Linked DNA regions of Homo sapiens: region 2 is linked to region 1. The links are chromatin loops, found by intact Hi-C in ENCODE. Cell type or tissue: heart left ventricle. All regions are shown on one strand. Links, peaks and the distances in the headings refer to the core of each region. The heading gives the core; the rest is flanking DNA.

What was found. Hi-C counts contacts between places; a loop is a spot of excess contacts. Peaks named below come from ENCODE experiments on the same cell type or tissue, not always from the same donor. Only the 100,000 strongest peaks of a DNase experiment are listed, where the experiment ranks them.
Region 2: a loop joins it to region 1, with 5 times the contacts of the local background. A loop is called at or near these places in 11 of 110 quality-filtered maps.

Annotation. Positions count from the first base shown.
Region 1 is chr16:13,872,413-13,875,327 of GRCh38, reverse strand. No RefSeq gene overlaps it. Among named protein-coding and RNA genes, the nearest start is that of ERCC4, 46 kb to the left of the region's middle. In heart left ventricle, for the core only: a CTCF peak has its summit at 1,282 (motif pointing right); no DNase peak of the experiment used is centred there.
Region 2 is chr16:13,738,329-13,741,243 of GRCh38, reverse strand. No RefSeq gene overlaps it. Among named protein-coding and RNA genes, the nearest start is that of ERCC4, 180 kb to the left of the region's middle. In heart left ventricle, for the core only: a CTCF peak has its summit at 1,138 (motif pointing left); no DNase peak of the experiment used is centred there.

The sequences.
Region 1 (2,915 bases), core at 183-2,682:
TTCAGAAAGGCGAGACAACTCAAAGTGGGGGATTCCAGGCTATAGGTAAATTTAAACATTTTTTGGTTGACAATTGGTTGAGTCTAATGACCTGGGATCGATGGAAAGGGAATGTTCGGGTGAAGATAAATGATTGTGGAGACAAGGTTCTTTTGAAGTCTCATAGTGGCTGCCCTTAGAGGCAATAGATGACAAATGTTTTCTATTCAGATCTTTGAAAGGTGCTAAACTCTTAGTTACTCTCTTCAGGATTGGGAGGGCCTGGAAGAAAAATATCTAGCTATGTTAATAGAGATTTTTTACAGATGCAGATTTTCCCCTACAAAAGACAGCTTTGCAGGGCCATTTCAAAATATGGCAAAGAAACATGTTTTGGGGTAAAATATTTTGATTTTCTTCCTTGTCTCGTAATGTTATGCCAGGGTCAGGTTGGAAAGTAAGTCATGATATAGAGGGTTAAATAAAACCCATCTGATGAGAATTTATGGTTGTATGGCATGACTCCCCAGACTCCTTAGATAGGAATTTGGACACGATTAAAAAATCAGAGCTTAGTCCTCATCTCCAACACCAGAATGCTGGAAGTACCCCAGTGGGGAGGCTTAAAAAACCCAGGCTTTGGAGCCAACCTGGGTCTTAATCACATCTGCATTTGCCAGCTGTGTGATCTTGAGTGAGTTATGGAACTCCTGGATGCTTCAGTTTCCTCATCTGTAGAATGGAAGTTATAATACCTATTTTCTACGAGTGTTGAGAACATTAAAGGTGATAACAACATGTAAAGTGACAAGAGCTGGGCTTCTCAGTCTCAACACTTGACATCTGGGGCTGGATAATTCCTTGTCCTGGGGGTGCTGGCCTCTGAGTGGAAGGATGTTTGCCGCATCTCAGGCCTCTATCTACAAAATGCCAGGAGCACCCCTCCCCCAATTTTCACAACCAAAAATGTCTCCAGTGCCTGGATTCTTCCTTCAATCCCCCAATAACTGTGGCCTTCTGGGTTAAATCAGTGACTATTCTCACCAAAGACAGCTCTGCTGAGTGCATAGAAAAAATTTTCTAAGATCTCCCACCTTTCCTGCAGCTGAGCTCAAGAAAGATCAGCTGCTGGGACTCTAGGTTAGGCAAGTGCAGTGGGCTGCTTTGAGACATGCTTCCACTTTAGAGAGGGACTGTGAGCCCAAGTACTTACTTCTGTTCTCCTTCCGGATAGCAGAAAAATGTGCACAGGCAGGAACTTAGAAATCCTAGCTTGGAAAGCAATGTCCATTTTTTTTTTCCTTACCACAAGGTGGCACTCCGATGCCTGCATTGGAAACTGGGTCGGCTGGAGAGAGGGCTCCTTGGACCACCATGCAAATAGAAAGCCACTGCTCTCATCCATGTTTGCTTTACAGTCCATGCTAACAAAATGTGGTAATTTTATTCCAAACACGTAAATATTATTGAGTTTGCCAAGGATGTTGCCTGAATACGGGATAGAGGACTGACACTCAGGACCAAGAGGGTAGGGGAGGGAGAAGGCTGGGGGAGGAACAGAAAAGCTTGCCCACCCTGGCTGGCTTCAGCTATTCATTCCATTTATTTATGCATTTTGGTATTAGCACACTGCAATGCGGATTTCTGGGGGACTGAGGCTCATACAGACCCTGTTCTCTAGCTTCAGGCTACTTTGCTGTTTGCTCTAAGACCAGGATAAGGGATTACAGAAGCAGAGAGGCACCTGCCCGGTCTGTGGTTTGATTTCTCTCATCTGCTCAGCCTCCCCTGGATTTCTTCTCTTTCCTTCTAATTGATTAATATCTGATACCTTCTTTAACTGAGGGTCCAGTTTCTCTTGAAGGTCAGGCCTCAGGTTTGCATAATTTCAATAAATGAGAGACACATCCTGTCTCCACCCAAGTCAACATCCCCCCATGACTAGCCTGGGATTCTTGAGTCTTATCTGCCTTGTAGAGAAGAGGAGGTGCCAGAAGCACTGGTCCTTCCCATGAGCCAGTCTCCTTTTTATCTGTCATAGCTTCAGAGACAAAGGATTTCCAGTTTCATTGAGTTTGCCACACTCCCCACTCAGTGCTTTCTTAGGAGCCTAGAGGCTTTTGGATGAGAATTTTCCTAAAAACAACAGCAGCCAGAACAAAAATCAAAAGCAAACCACCATCACCACCACCACCACCACCACCACTACCACCACCACCACCACCACCACCACCATCACCACCACCACTAGGGGTGAGAAAATGTATTTATTTAACTTACTGAATAGAAAATTCTAGGATACAAGTTATAGTTTTCTGTTATAAACATCTTATCTTATTTTGCTTGATCACAGAGAATTTTGAAGCATAGAATTTAAAATATGTACACATCTACTTCAACTATGTTAACTGTCTCAGGGCACTTCATGACCTGCTTTTCTTGCTACTTCTCTAGGTTTATCTACTTTCATCCTAAACTCAAGTGTTTTGCAGATTCTTGGTCTGCATTCTGCCATTCCTGCAGGTTATGGAGGCATGACTTGAGCTTGTATTCACTCCATCACCCCCTTATTAGTTAGGATTCTTTGGGTTGCAAGTGACAGAAACTCAACTAAAGTTGGTTTAATTAAAAAAATAGTGCATATACATGATTTATTGGTTATGTAACAGATAAATTCAAGGGATTCATAATTTGCATTCAGGAACAGCTGGATCCAGGAGCACAAATGGTGTCATCAGGGCTGCATTTCTTTCTCTCTGCCACTCATCTCATGTGGTCTTTATTCTAAGCAAGCTATCTCCATGTGATGGTTTAGAGAAGCTCCAGTCTTCCTTTCTATTTGCTTAGCAATCCCAGGGGAATGAAACTTTTATCAAGAGTTTGGAGTTGGAGGGTCATTGGACTACCTTTGGTCTGTGTAGAAACCAATCCCTGTA
Region 2 (2,915 bases), core at 120-2,619, 130 kb after region 1:
CAGGAATAAAAGGGAAGGGCAAAATTTGTTGAGTCTATTCCATTGTTATCAGGAAAACAATGGCTTCTCCTAAAGTCCCACCCATAGACTTATACTTACATCTCATTGGCCAAAAGCATGTCACATACTCAATCCTAGCTGCAAGGGAGTCTGGGAAGAATGTTTGTCAGCCACCCTGAAGAAAATGTGTGTTCTGTTACTAAAGAAGAGGGCGAAGGTGGAGGATAGTTGGACAGCTGGCAGAGCCTACCACACATCCCTAATTCCACACTTGAGGGGAGCAAGGACCACATTAGGGAACTGACTTGCCCACTTCTTTCTGGTGTGAACCCAGTAAATCTGAGACAGGTCTCAGTTAATTTAGAAAGTTTATTTTGCCAATGTTGAGGACGCACCCATGTGTAGGGTCCAGCTGCACAGGGTCAGTGGGTTTTCTCCCCGTGTGCAGAGATGAGAGAGTGTAGAAATAAAGATACAAGACAAAGAGATAAAAGAAAAGACAGCTGGGCCCGGGGAACCACTACCAGCAGGACGCAGAGACTGGTAGTGGCCCCAAATTCCAGGCTGCGCTGATATTTATTGGATACAAGACAAAGAGGCAGGGTAAGGAGTGTGAGCCATCTCCAATGATAGGTAAGGTCACGTGAGTCACGTGTCCACTGGATGGGGACCCTTCCTTACCTAGCAGCCGAGGCAGAGAGAGAGAGGAGAGAGGGACAGCTTACACCATTATTTCTGCTTATCAGAGACTTTTAGTACTTTCACTAATTTGCTACTGCTATCTAAAAGGCAGAGCCAGGTGTACAGGATGGAACATGAAGGCAGACTAGCAGCGTGACCACTGAAGCACAGCATCACAGGCAGATGGTTAGGCTTCTGGATAACTGCGGGCGGGCCTGACTGATGTCAGGCTCTCCACAAGAGGTGGAGTAGTACAGTCTTCTGTAAACTCCCCCGGGGAAAGGGAGACTCCCTTTCCCAGTCTGCTAAGTAGCGGGTGTTTTTCCTTGACACTGATGCTACCGCTAGACCACGGTTCGCTTGGCAACAGGTGTCTTCCCAGATGCTGGCGTTACCGCTAGACCAAGGAGCCCTCTGGTGGCCCTGTCCAGGCATAACAGAAGGCTCGCACTCTTGTCTTCTGGTCAGTTCTCACTATGTCCCTTCAGCTCCTATCTCTGTGTGGCCTGGTTTTTCCTAGGTTATGATTGTAGAGCGAGGATTATTATAATATTGGAATAAAGAGTAACTGCTACTAACTATTGATGAATGATATTCATGTATAATCATATCTAAGATCAATATCTAGTATAACTATTCTTATTTTATGTATTTTATTATACTGGAATAGCTCGTGCCCTTGGTCTCTTGCCTCAGCACCTGGGTGGCTTGCCACCCACACCCGTGACACAGCCTCAGGAAGTCCTGATGACGTGTGCTGAAGGTGGTTGGGGCACAGCTTGGTTTTATAAATGAAGGAAGACATGAGGCATCAATCAATATATGTAAGAAGTACATTGGTTCTGTCTGGAAAGGTGGGAAAACTTGAAGCAGAGGCAAGAAGACTCTAAGCAGGGAGGGAGCTTCCAGGTCACAGATAGGTGATACAAAAATGGTTATGTTCTTTTGAGTTTCTGATTAGCCTTTCCAAAGGAGGCAAATCAGATATGCACCTATCTCAGTGAGTAGAGGAGTGACTCTGAATAGAATGGGGAGCAGGTTTGCCCTGTAGCAGTTCCCAACTTGAGTTTTCCTTAGGGATTTTGGGGGCCCAAGATATTTTCCTTTCACACTGGGAAACTCAGGTCAACAAGGGAGCCTCATTCCAGTCTGTCTGACTTGCTTGAAATCAGGATGTGAAGCAGCATGGAGCTTTGGTAAAACAACATCTGTTTGACACCAACTTGAAACTGGGCTTTGATCTCTACTAAAGGTCACATGATGGGAACGAGCATGCCCTCAGGAGCCTAGGAGATGTAGGCGCTAAGTGAGGCCAAATTAATACAGCTGTGTCTGCTTTTTTTTGTCGCTATGAGACCACTACCTACTGCAGACACCACATATGGCTGAAGAAAAATAAACCTGTGGCCTGGTGAGGTGGCTCACGCCTGTAATCTCAGCAATTTGGGAAGCTGAGGAGGGCAGACCGCTTGAGCCCAGGAGTTGGAGACCAGCCTGGGCAACATGGTGAAGCCGTATCTCTGCAAAAAATACAAAAAATTAGCCACATGTGGTGGTGTGCCCTAGTGGTCCCAGCTACTAGGGAGGGTAGGATGGAAGATTGCTTGAGCCCAGGAGGCTGCAGTGAGCCATGATCACACCACTGCACCCCAGCCTGGATGAAAGAGCAAGACCCTGCCTCAAAAAAAAGAAAATAAAAAAAAAGAAGAAGAAATAAACTTGAGCATCATGCTGCACGAACATGGAGCAATTTCAGATATGGGTGAGATTTTCTGAGTTCTGGAATGCAGCTGATCAAGCAAGAGAAATAGCACACAGTCAGCACTCAACAAATAGTAACTGTAGTTATTATTGTTTAATGGGTAATACAGATTAGAAGAGAAATCTGGTGGATTGTAGGATGGAATTACATTAGTGTAACCAAGAAGGATATAAAATATACTTAGGATGCTGGCTAAAGGATAATTACAGTTCTATATGCAAGGGGGGAGAATGGAGGAAAAGAACTGAGTTGGAGAGGATTTAGGATTCTTTTTCTAAGTGTGAAGGGAAAGCACTGGAGCTAGGAGAGGAGAGTGTGGAGAAGGGAAGTGATAAGATCAGATTTATGTTTTGAAAAGATCTCTCTGTAGTATTGAGCATGGGCAGTAGGGAGTGTGGGTGAAAGCAGGGAAGTGGAGGAGTTTATGTCAGCTATGTCAGTAGTGGGGTAAGAAGCAATGGTGGCTTGGTAG